Regions from separate parts of the Mus musculus genome. Here all the other regions are linked to region 3. A link is a loop called in an ENCODE intact Hi-C map of the cell type or tissue named here. Cell type or tissue: heart. All regions are shown on one strand. Links, peaks and the distances in the headings refer to the core of each region. The heading gives the core; the rest is flanking DNA.

Evidence for each region. Peaks named below come from ENCODE experiments on the same cell type or tissue, not always from the same donor. Only the 100,000 strongest peaks of a DNase experiment are listed, where the experiment ranks them.
Region 1: it touches region 3 in a loop (2.2-fold over the local background); 3 of 42 quality-filtered maps call a loop at or near these places.
Region 2: it touches region 3 in a loop (2.2-fold over the local background); 3 of 42 quality-filtered maps call a loop at or near these places.

What each region holds. Positions count from the first base shown.
Region 1 is chr10:71,055,224-71,062,183 of GRCm38, reverse strand. All of the region lies in intron 2 of Bicc1 (BicC family RNA binding protein 1), which reads left to right. Among named protein-coding and RNA genes, the nearest start is that of Bicc1, 100 kb to the left of the region's middle. In heart, for the core only: no CTCF peak of the experiment used is centred there; a DNase peak (open chromatin) is centred at 3,143; H3K27ac peaks cover 2,119 bases.
Region 2 is chr10:71,045,503-71,052,462 of GRCm38, reverse strand. All of the region lies in intron 2 of Bicc1 (BicC family RNA binding protein 1), which reads left to right. Among named protein-coding and RNA genes, the nearest start is that of Bicc1, 110 kb to the left of the region's middle. In heart, for the core only: no CTCF peak of the experiment used is centred there; DNase peaks (open chromatin) are centred at 1,312 and 2,972.
Region 3 is chr10:71,156,046-71,163,005 of GRCm38, reverse strand. Bicc1 (BicC family RNA binding protein 1) reads left to right here and starts at 3,316. Exons shown (of 21, transcript NM_031397.3): 1 at 3,316-3,585. The coding sequence starts at 3,390. It also overlaps the pseudogene Gm6331. In heart, for the core only: no CTCF peak of the experiment used is centred there; DNase peaks (open chromatin) are centred at 3,145 and 3,955; H3K4me3 peaks cover 2,104 bases; H3K27ac peaks cover 1,313 bases; H3K27me3 peaks cover 1,434 bases.

The sequences.
Region 1 (6,960 bases), core at 929-5,928, 100 kb after region 3:
ACCCAAGCCTCGTGTGCTCTAGAAATGTGGGCCTTTCCTCCTTATCTTTCTTACACCTTCATGCCTACAAGTGTCATTTACTAGTATGTGGGTCAACCAGTTGTCCCTTCCTTAATGCCAGTGAATAAAATTTTGTGCTTCTTACCCCTTTAATCAAACCATGACTTAAAGATAAGCTGATTTTCCCACTGTAAACTGGGATATTGAGGTCTCTGTTCTTGGTTGGGCCACTGAATGTTTTTGTGACATTTCACAGACAAGTTGGGACATGAACATCCAAGGGAGGGATGGTGTCCTTAACTGCATGGCAACTATATGCACCTTAGAGAGTTTGGCTATATGCCAACTGATTGTGTACTTAGTTTGGGGCTCTCTGATTGCAGTACTCCTCACTGTCTTCTTGTGTCTCACATTTGCCAAGTAGTCTAGCTGTTTCCTGAAGCAACTCCCTCTACGGTTGTCAATCACTACCAGACCTTCAGAGGCATCTTCAATTACATTCACGTCTGAGCAAGGCTAGGCAAAGTTGGACTGCATGATTCTGGCATTCATAAAGTCAACTCTGAATTGCAGAAATGTAGTTATTTATTTATTTTTTATTTTTAAAAGTATTGTTTAAGGTTTATTTATTTTATCTATATAAGTACAGTGTAGTTGTCTTCAGACACACCAGAAGAGGGCATCAGATCCATTACAGATGATTGTGAACCACCATGTGGTTACTGGAAATTGAACTCAGGACCTCTAGAAAAGCAGTCAGTGCTCCTAACTGCTGAGCTATCTCTCCAGCCCCAGAAATGGAGTTTTATACGATACCATCTTAAACCCTTTTCCAGAAAGGGACTGGAAATGGTTTAGGAATTGACAAAGAGACAAAGACTGAAGACGTAGTGCAAAAAAGAGGGACAGCTAGACATACCTCGTGGTGAGGGACAGAAAGTTTGCACAAACATCCCAAATGCCATCCAGGGCTCAATCAGAAACCTACAAGACTCTGGGGTGCAGACTGTGGAAGACAGGACCAGTGGCTTTGGAAGACCACAGACTTGACGTTGCTCAAGCTTGGAAAGGCTTCTGTTAACTTTCTTGAGGAGATGCTGGGGTGCAGGGAGTAGAAGCCCTCCATAGCAGGCAACCCATCAACCTAGACTTGCCTTTTACTGGGTCTTTGTTTTTCCATTTAATTATATTTCTAAGACAGGGTTTTATGTAACTTAAACTAGTCTCAAAATTGCTATGTACCCAAAGGTGACTTCGAACTGTGGATTTTTTTTTTTTTTTTTTTTTTGCTTCTGCCTTCCAAGTGATGGGATTACAGGTCTTGTGTTATTACACCCAAACCCAGGGCTTCATGCATACTGAGCAAGCACTGTACCAGCTGAGTTACATTCCCCTGCCCATGAGTCTTGTTCTAAGTGTAGGATGTAATAGACGTGTTTCTTTGCATTATGTACTCGGATGCTTTGTGCTTATCTAAAAGGGAAAAATAAAAACTCATAATACTGCTCACAACCCACCCAGGACCACAGGACAATGGGGCCACTAGAACCTATACATCTACCACAGTTGTGTAAGAGAGTTCTGTAAGAAGGATAGCTTGCATAAGAGAGTTAGTGTGTGTGTGTGTGTGTGTGTGTGTGTTTAGCTCTTGGAGCCCACAGTTTACCCTTTCTCATATTAGCTTGGTCAGAGTGCAGTGCATGGACCCACCTACTCCCAGGCCTGGGAGCCTCTGGTTTTCATTAAAGACATGTGTGTTCCAGGCAAGCTGTGTTTGTGGCATTCCACAGCCAGTGCCTTTCAAGACTCTGGGGAGGTTGTCCGTCCAGAGCCACCTGAGCGTGCTTGAAACAACTAGATAAGAACAGTATTTTCTTTCTTGGACTTTTAAACATTGTTAGTCTTTGAAACTGTAATTGAATTGAACTTGTTATTGTTGTTCAGAAGGTCAGCCTTCTAAGAAGAAAATGAAGCTGTCTTGCATGTAAAGACTTTAGAAACCTGAGAATCCTTCTGTGTCTTTTCAATATTAGAAATTTAAGTTAAGAGCAATTGTGTAGATTGCCAGCTTATACCACTGTAACATTTAGCATATGTTCAAATCATTAATAAGGTTCTACATACGCTTTAACCCAGAGGCAAAAATTATTTGTGAACATTGATTTCATTTTTTAATCATCTGTACTTGTGTGTGTGTGTGTGTGTGTGTGTGTGTGTGTCTGTGTGTGTATGTGTCTGTGTGTGTATGTGGGTGTCTATGTGTGGGTGTGTGCACACAAATGCAGGTGCCTGCAGAGGCCAGAAGAAGGCACCAGATCCATTTGAACTGGAGTTACAGATCATTGTGAGCCACCTGACCTGGGTGCTGGGGACCAAACTTGAGGGCTTCTGTGAGATCCATCTCCACTTTTAACTGCTGAGCCATCTCTCCAGACCACACAGTTATTTTTAGATGTCAACTCTTTTTTTCTCTCTCGATTTTTAAGATTAATTTTTAAAGTGGATGTACAAAGAGATGGGTTTGGTTGTGATGTCTTCATATATGTGTGTATGTATGGACAAATGTATGTCAGTATAGCAGGCCCTCCTCCAGCCCCTGCTGCTTTTTTGCTGTCCCATCTCCCGCTTCTCTTTGTTAGTTCTTCCCTTCTGCTTCTTTGTGATATATCGAGGTCATTACCTTTCTCTCACTTCCTCCCTCTCACTTTAGATTTCATCTTCCCTCTCGTTATGCCCCTTCTATGTTCACGTCAAAAGCATGTGTATTTAAATTTAAGTGCAAGGAAGCATGCACCGTAAGGAAACAGATGGATCTGGAGATGATTATATTAAGTAGAATAAATGTCAATTCCTCACAGTGAGAATTCTCCAAGTATCATTAGGGTTTGTATTCTGAAGAGTGTCACTGTGGTGTTTGGACCGAAAGTTCACTCTCCTCTCTGCCACCCCCACCCTCATGCTCTTGGCTGCAGCCACTGCACCTCTGTCCACAGACGGGAGGCTAACAGCAAGCTTTCTTCTCCAGGAGGGAAGGGCACACACTTCGAACCTCGGCCGTTCCATTGGCAGGTGTTTATTTTTCCAGGATGACTGAACGTGCTTTCAGAAATTGCCAGGGGTTGCTAGGCAGACTTCAACAAACACAGAGGCCATCGCTGGCCTGCTGCCTGGCAGGTTTCTCAAGCCAAGTGGTTTTGTGACCCTGGCTTGAGAAGGCAGCGTGCCCTCTTTCTGTTTGAACCTGGAACCCCGTGATGCCTTTTGCCAGCTCTCCGGTGGGCATTCTGAGGCAGTTGTGAAGTTGAGGTTAGTTCCCCCAGGGGACCAGCTGACTGACTTTAAAGGAAGGGCATACTGTCATTGTTCAGGATTTCGGGCCGGTTCCCTTGGCCCTCTCAAAGGTGACGAGAAACTGTCTAGAGTAAACCTGTCTCTGAGTCAGCACTGGCTCTGTTCCCGTGTGCTGCCCTCCAGGGATCAGTGGCCTGTCCTGCTGAGCATTCCCTCAGTCTGTCTTCCTCTCTTGCCTGGCAAGGGGAAGAAGTCGTTAGACACCCCTGTGCAGACAGTGTTTACTGCAGTGAGCTTTCTCCATTAATTCAGAGCAATGCTTGAGATACTGGAGTAACACAGGGTTTTTTTTTTTTTTTTTTTTTTTTCTGGACTAGCGATTAGATGTAAGAATGGTGTATCTACAAGTCTGCCCGTTGTAGACTTTGACTGTCTGTGGGTCTGTCTGTTTTGGCTTCACTGCCACCAGAGCAACTTCTCTTGAGGATGGCACCACGCCATTTATTAACAAATACACACTATTCCTGAAGGCTGGCTGTTTAAAAGACAGCACCTTAAATGTGTTAGTCCCGCAGAGCGCAGCTTGCTGATAGACAGAATCTGCTGCCCACTCTCTCCAGGAGGCAACAAGAGTGTGACAGAGAAGGTCACCCTGATCTGTAAGAGGCGGGCAGGCCTACTACTCTCTGCATGCACGAGCTGGTGAACTCATTGCTCAGGTGTGGAGGCTGGAGGGAGTCCTTGGGCATGTTGGGCTCTATCTTTTGTAAACTTATCCCCAACCAGGACCTGGAGCTAGCCTGACAGCCAGAAAGCCCCTTACCTTCTAGTTTGTGCTACCCCACAGTGCTGGGTTATAGATGTGCATAGCCCTTTTCTTTTGCCTCCCTCCCTTCCTCCCTCCCTCCCTCTGCCCCTCTTTCCGCTCTGATCTAAAGGCCATCTACGCAGCCCCAGGCATACCCTTCATCTGGGTTGAGATTCTCCACAGTACAGCCTCAGAATTTTCTCTTTCCTGTTTCCTCCTGAGGAACGACTCTCGAAGCTCCTAGTGCGAAGGGCCTGTAGGGTTTCACAGCTGATGTTCCTTATCAGGGTCGTCACCATAGACACGAGGCTAGGACAAGAGCAGCAAAGATAGATTAGCTCTGTATGATCTTAGCATCCCTCACTCTTTTTATTTAGTCTCGTGTGTCTGGAACATTCTGATGGAGAACAGCACACAAGCTAGGCATGTTTCCCGAATGGAACTTCCCAGCAAGCGTGACAGAAGCAGTAGGGGGTAGGGGTGGAGGTGGGGTGGGGATTCCCATACAAGTGACGTGTGACATGTGGTGCTGAGCTTGGGTGGTACACTCCTGGGTTGGTTTGCTTGTAGACCTGGCTGTCCTGGAACTTGCTCTATAGACCAGGCTGGCTTTGAACTTGGATCTTACCCATCTTTGTCACTAGGCTGCTGGGATTAAAGGCATGTGCTATCGTGCCTGGTTCTTGGGTTTGTTTTTAAATCAAATACCTCAGTCTGTTTTAAGGATTTATATGCTGGTTTCAAAGGCAATGGGAAAACATTTCTTTTCGTGTGTTAATTTTTCTGTTTGGACAGACTCCTCCTTTTAGTGTTTAGAGTCATCAGGGGGAAGTGAATACAGGAAAAGTAGATGGTGTCAATAAAGGACGGAGAAGGGAGAAACCTTCGCCATGGGGGTCTGTGTGCCCCTTGAAGTTCTCTTTCTCATTGTCTGCCTGAGACTTGTGTGTGTGGAGACACCTCCTGTTAGCCATTTATTTTGCCAGCTAGGGTGTGCTCTGCTTGGTTTTCTGTGTCATCAGCCTTTCTTGCTTCTAGATAGCTTTCTATCTCAGGATAGGATGCAAAGATAGCTCCTCCCTATGTGTTCCTCACACATTGGTACCCGTGTCCTCAGAGGTAAGATTTACATGCCAACAGTCAGCCAGTAGTTTTCTGTAGCGCCTTTTGGTCCCATCTTTGAAGGGCTGATCCTGTTGATGTGATTGATGTGACCTACTGATTTTTTTTTTAATGAGTTGTCAGTTATAGTAAGCTGCGTCTGGCGGCTTTATTCAGAACCCTCTAGCTTACCCCAGCACTGTAGAATACTGATCTTCTCTCAAGCCCCATCTAGCACATTCTCGTGCCTCATTTTAATTAGAACGTATTTTTGGAAAAACACAAGATGTGGTCAACTGCGTTAAAAGAGACAAAGCTGGGCCTAATGATTCACAAGTCTAATTCTAGTTTTTGGGAGGCAGGGACAGGAGTATTGTCAGCCTGAGGTACATAAAGAGTTCCTGGTCAGCCTGGTCTGCAGAGTGTGAGATCATGTGTCAAAGGGGGGGACCCAAAAAAAACAAAAAACCAAAACAAACCCAAAAAACTAAGCAGGTCAACAGCTTTACTCTTCAAGCAAACCACTGGCCCATCAATAGGGAGAATGATGTCAACTTGACAGAGACCCTCTCCTCTGGGCGAGGTAGAGCCCATCTGAGGTCACCTACTGTGGAAGGGAGGGTGTGGCCCCTTGAAGCTGCAGGTGCTCAGAGTATGAAAACATCTCCCCTTACCCCTCAGTATTACATCACTCCCAGCGCCCTGGGCAGCCTGAGCTGCGTGCTGCCCCTGCAGGATCTTCCCGTCCCAGCTCCTCATGTTCTTAATTTTCCTCTGCCTTCTGTGGGAGAAGCTTTGGAATCGATCCAAGCCCTCCTCACGTGGCGTTTGACTCAGTAGTGGGCACAGTGCTCCTGTGGGACAGTCGTTCGCTCTTGGACTTTCTTTCTGTGGAGATAGCCTGTGGTATGTTAGCACCCGAATTAGTCCCTGTATGGTATTCATCCTCATTCTTTCCCCAAGAATGCTTTGTGCAGACCTGTCCACACCGACTGCTCTGTTGATGCTCTGCTGTTCCAAAGGACTAGGGAAGACCTTTTCTCTCTACCAAAGATGAGGACTTCTGGTCACTTGTCAGTTGTGCTGTAGAATGTTTTCCTCCCACCCCAAGCTCCCGGAGTAAAGACTCAAGACTGAAAATATATATACAACTACTTAGGCCATATAGCTAGGCTTGTTCCCTGACTAGCTAACAATTTAAAACAACCCATTCACACAATCTACATTCTGCCATGTGGCTTACCTGTGCATGGGTCTGTCCTGGAGACTCCTTCTGCACCTGGCTCTATCCCATAATACTTTCTGCCTTCGGGATGTTCCACCTTCTACTCTACCCTTTCCTATAGGCCAGAGGCTTCTTAATTGATAGGTGATACATCCATACAGTACACAAGATATTCTCTCTCTAGCCGTCTCTTTGCCCTCTTCTTTACCTGTGGATAGCTCCACTGTGAATATTTGTATCACGTTATCTCAGTCGGGCTTGACCTATGACCCCATAATTGGCAAGGTGAGCTTTGGAAGAACTGCCTGCAGCAAAGGCCAAGTCTCTTTCCTTCAGGCTTAGTAGAATTCTCTGGTCATAACAGCCAGGGAGGAAAAGCATCCTGCCCCCACACGCATCTTCTCAAGAGGACAAGAGAGAGAAGAAGGAGTGGCTAGTATGGATGGAGAGACCAGCATTTTATTCTTGTTGCATGCCCTCTGTGTGACAGCATGCTTTTGTGAGACTTGGAGAGGAAGAACTCTCCCATGTTTTA
Region 2 (6,960 bases), core at 962-5,961, 110 kb after region 3:
GCATTGTCTGGAAGGTGGAGTGAAGCCAGGCTTGGCTCTTAGGGGGGAGACTTTGGCTTTCTCTAGAGTGAGGCGGGTTCTCTGTCTTATCTCTGTTTTGGCACCAGACCATCTGTCTATACTGAGAGATGGAGCAGACACACCACACACTGGAGCTGTGGGTGGAGGTCATTGTCCCAGAGGCACCTTGGGGACTTCATATGCAGAGCCTTGGGTAGATGGCTGAACTTGCCGGCCCTGCTGCTGTGTCCATACAGGATTCTCTCCGTCTATTCTAGAGAGGCAGGAGTCCCAATAACTGTCCCAGCCCTGGGGTAGGAAATTCCACATTCCACTCCTGCTCCTGGCTTCCTTTTTTTCTCTTTTTATTTTCCTCCCGAGACTCCATTTGAAGCTTTTGTTTTATCCGCGCACACATGTTGAACCACCGATCCAGGCAGCCTGTGCTTTGAAGATGCCAGTCTCCTTTTTTATCTACCGACTGAAGTAGCGGAGGTTATCCCCCAGAGTAGGCGATGGCTGTGAAGTGCAGGAGCTTGGGTCCACAGCTTTCTATACACCCAAAATCTTGTTCTAGGTTTTCCAAAGGTAAGGAAAAAGTGACTTTTCCCAGCTAGCAAGATGGATTAGTGTGTCTGTGTATGTGTGTGTGTGGGGGGGGGGACGTGCCTGCAATCCCACGACCCATGTTTGATCCCTTGTGCCCACATGGTAGACAGAGAGAACCAACTCCCACAAGCTCCCCTCTGACCGCCACCTAGGTGCTGGGGTCATGCAGCTCCCTCTCACAAACATGTCATAAAATAACATATAAAAAGATTTTTTTTCTGCCAGGCAGGGGTGGCGCGGGCCTTTAGTCCCCGGAGGCAGAGGCAGGTGGATCTCTTCGTTTGAGGCTAGCCTAGATTGCAGAGTGAGATCCAAAGCAGCCAGGGCTACACAGAGAAATCCTGTCTAGAAAAACAAAACAAAAACAATAACAACAACAACAACAAAAGATTTCTTTTCTTTGAAGTGGCAGGATCTAGATGGTGAACATTCATGGTCATTGCTCTGTAGAGACGACTGTTGCAGGTAGTTTAAAAACACACTACCGCCTTATGCCTGGGACCACAGCCCACACTCTAGTCCTTCCCGGTTTCCTTTTGTTCCGCCCAGGATCAGTTGCCACCAGCCCTAACCTAAGACCCTGAATCTGAGGATGAAACACACACACTCAGCTTGTCACTTTACAGCTTGCATTCTGCGGCACAATTGCACCTGGAAAGGCGTGCCCTTACCGACTTGTTATCCCCATCTCTCCCTCTGCCATAAACTTAATGGCTTGTATCAGTAGCCTCTGCCAACATCCTTGGCCGTCAGCCTGTAGTGGAGGCTGTAGGCCCAACTGCCCTGAGGCCTTACATGACCGCAGCATCCTCTTTACTCTAAAGCATGGCAGAAAAGCCCCTCTCTTTTTCCCTGCATCTCTTTTTCCTCTTGGGACCCGGAAGTCCCACCTATACCTTCCATCCAGCAATTGGCCCCCTGTTCTTTATTGACAAGTCAAGAACCAATTAGAGAACAAGGCCTTAGTGTCAGAACCACTCCTTATGCCCCTGCTACATTAAAATGAAGGGAGCTACCCGGTGCTGCCACAAAGTCAGTAATTATGTGGTAGTCAGAGGAGAGAGGTGTGGGACGTATCTTGTGAACACTGTGGAGCTTTCATAGTGTTGGATCCCCCCTTGATCCTCTGAACTCGAGGTCTAACCTAGACAAGCAGATGCCACTACCCTGTGAGCTCTGAGTGTGTCAGACACTGAAATTAGCCTCAGGGTGAGGATTTATCCAGAGCTTGGAGACATAGATCCTGGATCTCACGAGTCTGGAAGCATCAGCGATGCCTCGTGAGTGTTGGAACCCCCAGATTCTGAGTGCTATTCTGAGCTGGTAACCAGGGCTCCAAACCCAGGACCCCCAGGTTTTTCTCTGTGTACAGCAGTGACTTACAGTGAAGCAGAGCAGAAAGTTCATGTTCTCGCACAGCACACTATGCGTGACCACAGTGGTAGCGGAAGGATGGCATGCCCCCAGTTACCCTCATGGTGGGTTTTAATGTGCCCATCATAGATATTCAGAGAATGACAATTTTTTTTTCTGGCTTGGAATTTTAAGCATCTTCCACCAAAAGCTGCCAATTTAAAAAAATGTGACGTTACTCTGTTTTGAGATTAATTTGAAAAGAAATTTTATCCAGGTATAAAATGTCAAAGTTTGGAAGGGACCTTAGAATACTGCTTTTGTTAAATATTTTTTTGTTTCAGGGTTTGGAGGAAGAAGGATGCATAAAATTGTTACTGTCTTGTGGCCTCTTGCTCGTTTTTTACTTTCTTTCAAATTTCTTAAGTACATCCTTTTCATTGATGGTGATGGTGGTCATGATGGTGATATTGATGATGATGGTGATAATGGTGGTAGTGATGATGATGATGATGATGGTGGTGGTGATGCACCTTACCTAACACAGCGCACAGTGAACTCTCTTTTCTTGAATTCCTTTGTTGTTATTTCTAATTCAAAACCAAAAATAAAATAAAAAATAAAAAAAAAGTCTATACACGGCACTAAACCATTTCCTCCATACCGTGTTATGCTGGAATATTTTTGGCATGCAAAAGTAGTTTTAACCTTGAAAGTCAGATCACTCAGAAAACAAATTTGTGCCGGACCACTTTTGACTGACCATGGATTTAGTTTTATAAAGTCAACGGGACCATGGCATTTAAAAGCGGGCCTTCTGCGACATGTGTGGACTATCTAGTTGACGTGAATCAAGATTGATGGGCGACGGCGCCTGCCCGAGCTGCCGGATTTCATAGGAGGGGGCGTACATCATTCTGAGCCAGGAGGAGACAAACGCTGCCCAGAGGTTGGCCATGCAGCCAGAAATACTTTAGCGATTCATGGTGTTCTCTCCAAAATTCCAGGGCTGTTACATCCTCTTAGCGGATCTGATTTGTTTTCACTTCTTTCTGAAACTGTGCCCTGCTGACGGGACAGATATTCAATAATCACACCCACGTTGAGGCAGAACACTCATGACCATCCCAGCCCGAGGCGGGCCAACATTGGGCCGTTGACTTTTATTCTGAAGAGGATGCTGATTCCCATGAGAATGTGACTCTGTATCTTCAGAATATCTGAAGCCCGGGATCTAAACGGAGTGTGGAAACTGGAGCCTGCTGGTCTGGTTTTTCTGTAGACTCTTTAACTGTGGGACTTACTTGCTGCAGTGTCCTGGGCATCTGTTGACAAGGATGCCATTTTGCATTGTCTCAGCATTTATGTGTGTATGTGTGTGTGCTCGCGTGCACACACACACGCTCCATTGTGTGCATGTGCAAGTCATATACACATGTGCACACATGCATACATAGCCAGTGCAGACTTTGCATTAGAGCGTTCCGTCAGCTTTGTCTTCCAGGACTTTCCGGCCCTCTCGCTGCTCTGGGAACGCAGCTCTATTGCTTGCTTCATGTTTTCACGGCCAGGGGAGGAGGAAAGAAAACGTGCCTCCCTGGTCCTTGCCTCCCTGTCCTCTACTGAGACTCCTTCAAAACTTAGTAAACTGCATACAATCTCAGCGACATTGCTGTTGTGACTTAAAAGGTCAGACATCGATCGAACATGTATGTTGAGCTTCTAGTCTTATCATTTTATTTTTGGATACAGAGTCTTGTTAGGTTGTCCAAGCTAGCCTTAGACTCACTGTGTAGCCCAGGTTGGCCTTGAATTCAAAATCATGCTGCAGTGAATTTTTTTTTTCTAATGCTGGTGTTACAGGTGTCAGCCAAGGTGACTGGTCACCGTGTGAATGAGAGGCAGAGACCCACTTAGGGTTGGCAAAGCATTATAGGCCACACAGTAGCCTCGTGTATCTTACTTGAGTTATCATTGTGGAGATATGGGCCATTGGCTGCTCCTCAGATGTAACTTAGAGATTCCCATAAGCTTACAGGCTCCACCTGATCCCAGTCTTGGCTACTGACAAACTCTTATTTTTAGAAATGATTCTGAGTTTGAGGCAGGTACCATTATGCAGACCAGCCTAGCTCTAAACTCACTCAGTAGCTCGGGCTGGGCTTGAACTCTTGCTGTCTGTGTCTCCCCCCCCCCCCAGCCCCGCCCCAGCCCCGCCCCAGCCTCCTGAATGCTGGGTTTATTGATGCTTAGCAACACACTTGGCACAATGCAATGTTCTTGAAAGCCCACCTCAGCTGCCCTCATCCAGCAGGCCCGTGACCATAGAGACTGGAAGCCATCTTGTGATGTGCTCTGGGTCTCCAGCATCCCTTGCTGTGGCCCTGGGCCACATGTGGAATTCATGTGTTCTCAAATGTCTGGGTCATTTTCATTTCCACTTTCTGGCTAGGATCCTAGCCAGAAAATTTAGCTTAAGGATGAGTACCTTTTGGTAACAGCTCTAACCTTATATTTCAGGGTTGTTGTTAGCTGACCTTCTTCCAGGAAGGTGCGAAGTCAGGTCTCCGTGACCCTTAGTGGATTAAGTTTATTTCCAGTTAATTTTGCTCAGTGTTACTCAGAGTCCAAAGCAACCCTGCGCCACCTTGGCGTCATCCCCACTCATCTCCATAGTACCCTCACCTGCTCACAGCCCCCATCACAGCTGGACTAAGAGTTCAGTCCCCCTCCCCCAACCCCGCACCCTCCGTATGCTTTCCATCTGACATGCCCTTCAGAGGCTCATGTTGTGAGTGCATGGTCCCCAGCTGGTAGTGCCATCTGGGAAGGTCCTGAAACACAGAGAGTGTCCTACTTGGTTGAAGTAAGTCACCAGGACCCGTTCTCGAAAGCCCCGCTTCCTTTGTGACCCCTTGCTTCCTGGTCTCCCATAATATAAAGAATCCTGTCAGTTACTCCTGGTGCCATAACCCAGATGTCCACCCTGCCTTTCCTATGGTGGGGCTGCGTTCTTCAGAAACCATGAACCAAAGTCTTTCCTTGCTGAAGTCATTTCTGGCAGGTCTTCACGTGATTCTGGGTAACCAAGGTAACCAGGTAATGGAAGGAGCTGTCAGCATCCCAAATGACCTTTGTTACCTGTCCGTGTTCAGTATGTCCTTTTAAATACATAGTTGCTGAGTAATTTGCTTTAATCTTTGTTGTTATCCTACGGTTCAGGTGTATTTTGGGCTAATAGTTTTGTTTCCTGCAGTTAGGTAGGACAAAGCTTTGGGCAAGGGGAGGGGCTTGTTCGTTGGTCCCAACCTGGTGCCAGTGTTGTATTTTAAGGGTGTGTGACTTTTTTTTTTAATTGTGAAATAATTTTTTATTTAAATTTTTATTTCTCAAAATTTTAAACATGAGTAGACTGTTATAACATCTCCACCCATATCTATCCCCTCTTCAATCCCTCCCGTGTTTCTTACCCTAATTCCTTCTCAAAATTCATAACCCATAAAACCTAGTGACTCCATCTTGTATTACACGTATGTACACATGTTCAGTGCTAATCATGTGGAACTGAATAACATATTAAGGGGTCTTATGCTGATCGTGTTCTGAGCCTCTTAAGCTCTCTCATGCCTGACCCAACTTCTCCCTCCTCATTGTATTCAGAAGCCTGTTCTATGTGCTTTCTACCCAGGTATTAGAAATAACACCTAAAGAGGACAGGCCCCCTCCAGCCTCCTTTCCCCTCTCTCAGGAGCGCACAGGGAGATGTGATGGAGGACCCTGGTCAAGCTGGTCACTGTCAAAGCCCCTGACTACAGGAGAAGTGTAGTATGATCCACACAGGTCTGCAGCTGCAGGGTTCCTGGCAGTCTGAGGAGTTCCACCTGCTTCCCACTGTCCGGAGTCTGTTGTGTGAGTCGTTACCATCCTCACAGTGTTTCCGTTCAGTAATCAATGTGGAGGTATAGAGTTAGCTGCTTGATCTGTGTTCAGGTTTGCTAAGTTGCTGGCACAGGCTCCTCCGGCAAAGACTATATGTCACGAGTTGTTTCTGTTACATAATTTCTTTCACAGTGGGAAATAGCTGAAGTCATTGGAAGGTAACTAAATACTTTAAAACACACCTAAAATTGGATTAAGTATTATTGAGTTTATACTGATTTTAAACCTGATGAAATTTGGACTTTGAAATAAGAAGTCCTAAGAATAATGTTGTGATGTTCTATCCTTGGCCCCTGGCATTCCATTTTTTTTTTTAAAGATTTATTTATTATTATATGTGAGTACGCTGTAGCTGTCTTCAGACACTCCAGAAGATGGCATCAGATCTCATTACGGATGGTTGTGAGCCACCATGTGGTTGCTGGGATTTGAACTCAGGACCTTCAGAAGATCAGTCAGTGCTCTTAACCGGTGAGCCATCTCTCCAGCCCCTGGCATTCCATTCTTAAACAGGCAGACAAGGTGAGCTTTCTGAGGAGTTCCACGCACCTTCCAGGGATGGAGAGTGTGTCCTCAGTCCATTCTCACATTAGCAGGCTGAAGCCGCGTGTTGACTAAACTCCCAAGGCACACCTTTCTTGCTACACAATGAAAGGCACCTTTCAGTTTGAATGTAGAAAAACCCCCTCTTGAAGAGCGAAGAAGGCCTACCTGAAATGCCAATTGCCTTGGTAGACTCGCGGTTCTCCATTCTTTCTTATTTCCTTTACAGATTTACATTTACTCATGGGTGGGAGTGAATGCTGCATTTTGCGTAGGGACCACGGAGGCTGGAAGGAGGGCATTAGATTCCTTGGCACTGAAGAAAGGTGGTTCTAAGTTGCCTGACACGCACGGGTGCTGGGAACTGAACTCTGGTCCTGTGGAAGAGCAGCAAGTGCCCTCGACCACTGAGCCGTCTCTGGGTCTTTGGTGTTAAGTGTGAACAGGTGTGAGGTTGACGTAGCTTACACAGCTTTCCTGCCTCTCAGGCTTTGTCTTCAGAAACGTGGCAAAGGC
Region 3 (6,960 bases), core at 756-5,755:
CAACACCTTCTCCACAGTGCTTTCGATCGCCTGCTCTACTTCTTTCTTGCTGGTCAGTTTGGGCAAGAGGAAGCTCATCTTGAAAAAGTCCAATGCTAGTCCACACTATCAATTCTACAGTGTCTAAAGGCTGCTGAGATGAAGTGGGCGGGTCCTGGGGTGTTCCTTAGAAATGCTCCCTCCGACCTGAAATCCGCACAAGCAGAAGTCTCTTCTTCTTTTTCTTCTTTTCTTCTTTTCTTCTTCTTCCTTCTTCTTCTTCTCCTCCTCCTCCTCCTCCTCCTCCTCCTTTTTTTAAAAATGTGAACCATCATGTGGTTGCTGGGAATTTGAATTCTGGACCTCTACTCATTCCGGTCAGCTCCGTTTGCTCCGGCCTAAAGATTTATTTATTATTATATCTAAGGTGACCAGACACACCAGAAGAGGACATTGGATCTCATTATGGATCGCTGTGAGCCACCATGTGGTTGCTGGGATTTGAACTCAGGACCTTAGAAAGAACAGACAGTGCTCTTAACTGCTGAGCCATCTCTCCAGCCCTCCAGGCTGCTTCTAAAGTCTCAGTGATTTCTAGTAAAGAGCATATCAACCTCCCCACAGTGCACAGGCATGGCTGTGTTCTCATTTGAGAAACCATCTTTCTCCTGGGCCGACATCACAAAACCCACGCTAGCCTTTTCTCCTTTCTCTTACTGCCGATTCTATCTTGCCCCGTGTCCTGTGTCTGATATGTGAGCAGCCCACAAAAGAATGCTTACTTAACTCTCTCCTAAGCTTTATTTATTTTTCTTCTCTTTAACCAGCCACGCCCGATGCCTGCATCTCACTAGAATGATTGCATACAGGCAAAAATCATAGTCTTTCCCCCATCTGTATAGCCCAGACCATCATATCCGATTGTCTATCTGACATATTTTCGGAGTTCTCAATGATGCCCTATCCTCACTAGGTTGAGGAGGACATTGTAGTCATTCCTCTGGTACAACAATCTCCCAGTAATCTCTAATTCAGCTCACAGCACCAAGCTCTGTGTCAGCTGTAATCCTGTAGACATACCTTTCCCATCATCCCATGTCTCATCCAATGCCAGTGTAACTGATGACACACAGGAAGGCTTCCCACAATCCTCTCATGCCTCTCTACACTGTCCCTGCCTCAGATACCATTGGCATTGTTACGGTCTAAGATTCCCATGTATCGTCTACATTGTTCCAACTCTTCTCTCCTTGCCTTGCAATGTCCTCTGAAATACACTGGCGCCTCTTTAATGATCGTATTTAACCACACCACCTTTAACCTAAAATGTTTGTGTACTTTCCCTTTGTTGTGAGAATGAAGATAGAACCCCTGACTGGACTGATTGGGGCGTCTCGAGCTTGAACTCTCTTCTTTTAACTCACCTCGTACTTGAAACTCTCATCATCCAGTCCCCCACTTCCATGTCCTGGCTCTGCTGGTTTTCTCATTGTAGCAGGAACCAAGGGAAAGATGCATCCCATTCCTCCTCTACCCACCCACCCACCCACCCACCCACCCACCCACCCATCCATCCATCCATCCATCCATCCATCCATCCATCCATCCATCCATCCATCCATCCATCTATCTATCTATCTATCTATCTATCTATCTATCTATCTATCTATCTATCTATCTATGGTGTGTGTGTGTGTGTGTGTGTACATGTCCTCAAGTGCAGGTGCCAGAAGAAGTCAGAAGAGGGCACCAAACACAGCTGAGCTGGAGTTACAGGCAGTTGTGAGCCCTGCAAGGTGGGCTCTGGGAATGGAACTCTGGTCCCCAGGAAAAGCACCAAGAACTCTATAACGGCTGAACCATCTCTCCAGCTGGAGATATGTTAAAGTTCCGTTTTATTATCTATTTGTGTATGCGTGTGAGAGTGTTATTCCAAAGTGCTCTTGGTATGGCCAAAAAGGACAACTTGCCTGCATTGGGCCTCTCTTTCCACCATGTGAGGCCTGAGGGTCTAACTCAGGTTGTCTGGCTTGACAGCCAGTGTACTTATGTTCTGAGTCACGTCTCCAGCCCCCTGTAAGAGTTTTGATTCAAACACACACTGTATGATTATCTATGGGCCCCAGGTGAACCCTATGGCTCACCCCACTTGTAAACCTACTTCTTCCCTCGGTAGCACAGTGCTTTTCTACCATATTTAACACCATCATCCTCCTACGTAGAACAGATACTCTTGTGCGTTTGGTCATTTAATAAAAGGCAGTACGATTCTGTGTGGCGTGGGGGCGAGTGTTCCAAGCTCACAGCAGGACTTCATCCTCTGAGCTCTATGCTCCGCTTTGAGAGTGATGGTGCGTGGGCTGGCGGGCAGTCAGCATCAGAAGTTGCGAGGCTTTCATCTGTGGGCCGCCTAGAACAGAGAGGAGCTCCCAGCCTGTCTAGAGAATGAGCCAGCCATTTCTGTGATCTCAGACAGAGATAGATGCTTAAGGTGGCGAAAGTAGTGTCTTGTTGAATCAAGGCCTGAAATTAAAGTCAGAGAAGGGCACATCTGGCGAAGGTATCTTTGGATTGGACCGATTAGGTGCACACAAGTCAAGTCTACTCTGACATCTGCAAAAGTTGGTCATCAATCCCTCTTGTCCCCAGATCTCCTTTTATTACTCTCTATTCTCATTCAGGCTTGTGGGACAGACTCAGGGTGTTCTGAGGGTCTGTAAATAGGACTGGACTTGGGAGCATACCCTTTGAGCACTTTGGGGTGAACTTGATCTAAGTTTGGAGTATTCTGAGTATGGAGAGGGATGGAATTCGGGTATAGGGATAGAAAAGTGACAGTAAGGGATTCGGGTGTGGATAAGCAAGCTTGTACGCCTGGCAGGAGTGAGTTTTTGATGGAGTCTCCATCAAAGTTTGTGAGTTTTGATGGAGTCTCCATCAAAGTACAAAAAAGTGGCAGTAAGTGACGAGGGCGTCTGGCGGGGCACCCCAGGAGCGCTAGGCTCGAACTGGGTGAGGGGGTCCGAGAGCCCGAGGGTCCACGCGATGGGTCAGGCATTCCGGGCGGCGCCGCGCGGCGTGTGGACGTGGTGCGTGTGAGAGGGCGCGGGCTGGCCGCTCCCGCCCGCTGCTCCCCGTGGGCCTGGCCGGCCAATGAGCGCGCGAGGCGGCGGCGGGGCTGGCGGCGGCCGGAGGCGCGGGCGGCTCTGTGCGCTCGGAGCGGGCGCTGCGGGCGGGCGGGGGCCGGGGCGCAGGCGATCGGCGCGGCGGGGCGGGGGGCGGCGCCCGAGGCGGGGATGCGCAGGGCTTCCCGCGGCCACGGCGGCGGCGGGGGCACGAGCTAGCGCTGCGGCGCGCCGAGCCACATCGGCCGGGGCCGGGGCGGCGGCAGCCCGAGCGCCGCTCGCACCATGGCCTCGCAGAGCGAGCCGGGCTACCTGGCGGCGGCGCAGTCGGACCCCGGCTCCAACAGCGAGCGCAGCACCGACTCGCCGGTGGCCGGCTCCGAGGACGATCTGGTGGCCGCGGCGCCCCTCTTGCACAGCCCGGAGTGGAGCGAGGAGCGCTTCCGCGTGGACAGGAAGAAACTCGAGGCCATGCTCCAAGGTAGGCATGCCCCTGCTCCTAATCCTCTCCCAAGTCCGCCACAGGATCGTCTCTCAGTCCGCTCACGGGACACCCTCCCTCCCCCCCAACTTTGTCAGCTTGCTCGGATCCGAGGAGCTGGAGGCCCGAGTTTGTGCTGCAGCTCCGAAGTTGCTGTTAGGACCGCGGCGGTGCCAGCTGCAGCTGGGACATCTGGGCCGTGGCATCCTTACACTACGGGACCGCCCAGTGTGCGGGACTTTGCCCGGCTTCCCGCAGCCTGGAATCTCTGCCACCCCTGCCGCGTCTTTTCCCTCCCCTCCTTAGTATCCGCTTCCTCCAGCTAGGGCCTGCTCTCGTCGCCTGGAAAAGCGCTGCAGATGTCAAGGCTTCAGCTGGGAGCCCCCGCCCCCACGCCGGAGTCTTGAGCTGGAGCAAGTCACCCAGGCGTGGGGATCTGTGCCCTGGCAGTGCGAGGGTAGCATGTGTCAGGGTAGCATGTGTCAGGGCAGTCCTAAAAGACATCTTGAGTTACATTCAGTCCATAAACTTCTCCCTTGCAGCTGTGGGAGTCTGACTTGACTTTCATATTTTGGGTTTTTAATTTAAAAAAAATTTTTTTCAAATTCTTTATAGAGTTTCTGGGATTTTCCCAGGAAGAGAAACTTTCTCCACACTGGATCGGAAGCAAATGCTGATTTATTGCTTTAGGATTAGAGTGAGCAGTAACAGATCCAAGGTCATTTTGACCTTTAAAAATGTCCATTCGCAGCCTACCTGTGTGGCTCACCTCCCACATCCAAAGGCAGAGATGAGGTAGCTGGAATGTGCATTATTTTTAAGACTTGAGGAGATCTGGCCCCTGCTCCCAGGAAGGGAGAGAGGTGAGGATTCGGTAGCTCTCATCCTTCATCCCGGGAAGCTTGGAGGTCCACAGACTCGCTTTTATTGCTGTCTGCGTGACTTATTTTGACTTTATCTGTCAATGTATCGCAGTATGGGAGCAAGTTATTCCTCTCTGGAAATGCAGTGGCTTCTCGGAACAATTAAGAGGGTTATTTTAAGAGAGAACAACATGTTTTCCTAAACAATAACTTGGTGGAAATAAGTATCAGGAGTGCTTGGCAGGCGGTTCTGGAAGGGCCGAGAACTCCTCTCCTTTGTTGCTTATTTGTATTGATAAACATTCCAAATGTCATGTCTTGTGTTTTTTTTTTTTTTTTTTTCCCCCTGAGATTATGTAACTTTGGAGGAAAGTAATAGATCTGAAAATTGAAGCCGGGTTACATTTCAGGAATTTTTCATTTGTGAAGCTTCCTTATTAGTTCCACGAGTCTGCCTAGTTTTGGGGGGTTACAAACAAAATGTTACAATTATGTTGCAGATGGATTGTAAGATCATTGCCTAGTTTTGGGGGGTTACAAACAAAATGTTACAATTATGTTGCAGATGGATTGTAAGATCGTAGTGAACCGGAAGATTCCCTGGCTGATCCAACTTTCTTGTGTTGGAAACAGAAAGGGTGATTCCTCAGAATATGGCGGTCTCATCCTTCAGGGATACCCTGCACAGATGCTGCGGTGGGTGCCAGTTTCTGGGCAGCTCACTTGTAAAATCTGAGTTCTCCTAGGGGATTTTTCTTTTCAGTGAATTTTCATTTTTGATTCAATGAAATATGGGTAGAATATTCAGAAAACATGAACTGTTGTTAACCCTGTTTTAGGCAGGCCATTTTAACATCTGAAGGCCTGAATCACTTTTCAGTGGTCAAATGTTTAGCAGTGAGCCTGTATTGACCTATACATAATGAGTTAAGCACTTAGTGCTTGGAAAGTTCTTTGAGTCTTTTTCCAGAGTTACTTAACAAATACATTACCTTGTTGGCAAAATAAGCCCTGAAGTCATAGAGGATAGGACCCATCGAGGGCACAGTGCACCGTGGAAGCTCATTACTCTTACCCATCCACATAAGATTCCACAGAATCACCACATTTGTGAACCAAGGGTGATCTTGTGTTTATTTTCTTTATGCTATAGCGGGAATGAGCCTCAGAGTTGCTCAGACTAGCATTCAAATCTCTGTGGGACCGTGGGCAAGCTCCCAAGCTTCTCTCTGCCCTCAGTTTCCCCTCTTGTAAAATAGAAATTGATTTTTTTTAAAGAACCTTTGTAGTTTTTTTGGAGGAAGTGAAACATTTGATGCCCAAGGAACAAGATCTGCTGAAGTGTTGGTAAATGCCAAGAACTTCACAAAGCAGCGTTACCTCCTGGGTCCAGCTCATTTCAAGTACATACCACAGTTTGTAACATGTGAGATATATTTGACAGATAGTTGGGGAGCACAGATCGTTTGCAGTTCAGAGTTGCAAAAGCAAAATAGATAAAAACTGATATCTGGCAAAAAAAAAAAAAGGTATTTTTAGGTGGAAACTCTTCCTGTGGAAAGGATCAAGGACGGAGAAGTTACATTTGTTTGTATTTCTGGTTATTGTGAATTTGTGATTTACATTTTTTTCTTTTTACAATAGCCTTTAAAAGTATATGGGATTTTCCATTTTAAAACTTCCAGGGTAAGTAAGGTTGTTGGCCTTCAAGTCTTCAGAGTGTAAATCGTCGATTATAATGCTTGGAATTTGTTTTTAGAGAGACTGTCCTGGGGGCAAGTTAATCTTTAATAGGTCGCATTTTTATTAGTAGAGAGAGTCTTCTATGTAATGGACCAAAAATTCACTGAGGTTAAAATGGGCAGTAGGGTCGTAGTCAAAGAAATAAAATACCATTCTTGTATGATCACGGAGTCTAATTGATATACATAAAAACCACTAGACCAAAATATAGGGAAAATTACTAGTTTTTTTTCCTTCCTTAAAAAACCAACTACTTTGAAATTGCCATAAAGAATGTCTGGCATTTTCGTTGGTATCTTGATGATAATTATTGATCTTGTTAGTCAGTGATTCTCTCTCTCTCTCTCTCTCTCTTTTTTTTTTTTTTTTTTTGCATGGGAATTTACTTTTGAGTTTAGATTTTTCATGGGCATGCTCACCTTGGGATGGATGCCATGTCCAGCATTTTTTGGTGGTAAGGGATCATCATGTTCTATTTCTTTCATAACTAGCCCTCAGCATTTTGATAGGAGAAGGAGTCGTGGTGTTGATTCACATCAATCAGTTAAATGAATTATATTCTGCTTAAAGGAGGGATTGCTTTGAAAGAGATGGGAAGTGGTCCAGTGTCTAGGATACAGTGGTGGTTCCTGCCAGGGAACAGCGTCAAAGATGGGATCCCTGCATGAGTACTTCATCTTTGTCATCACAAATCACGTGTCCAGTTGAGAACGAGAATTCCCCCCATAGAGAGTGTAGAAGCATAAACATTTTCAGGGTTGCATCCTAA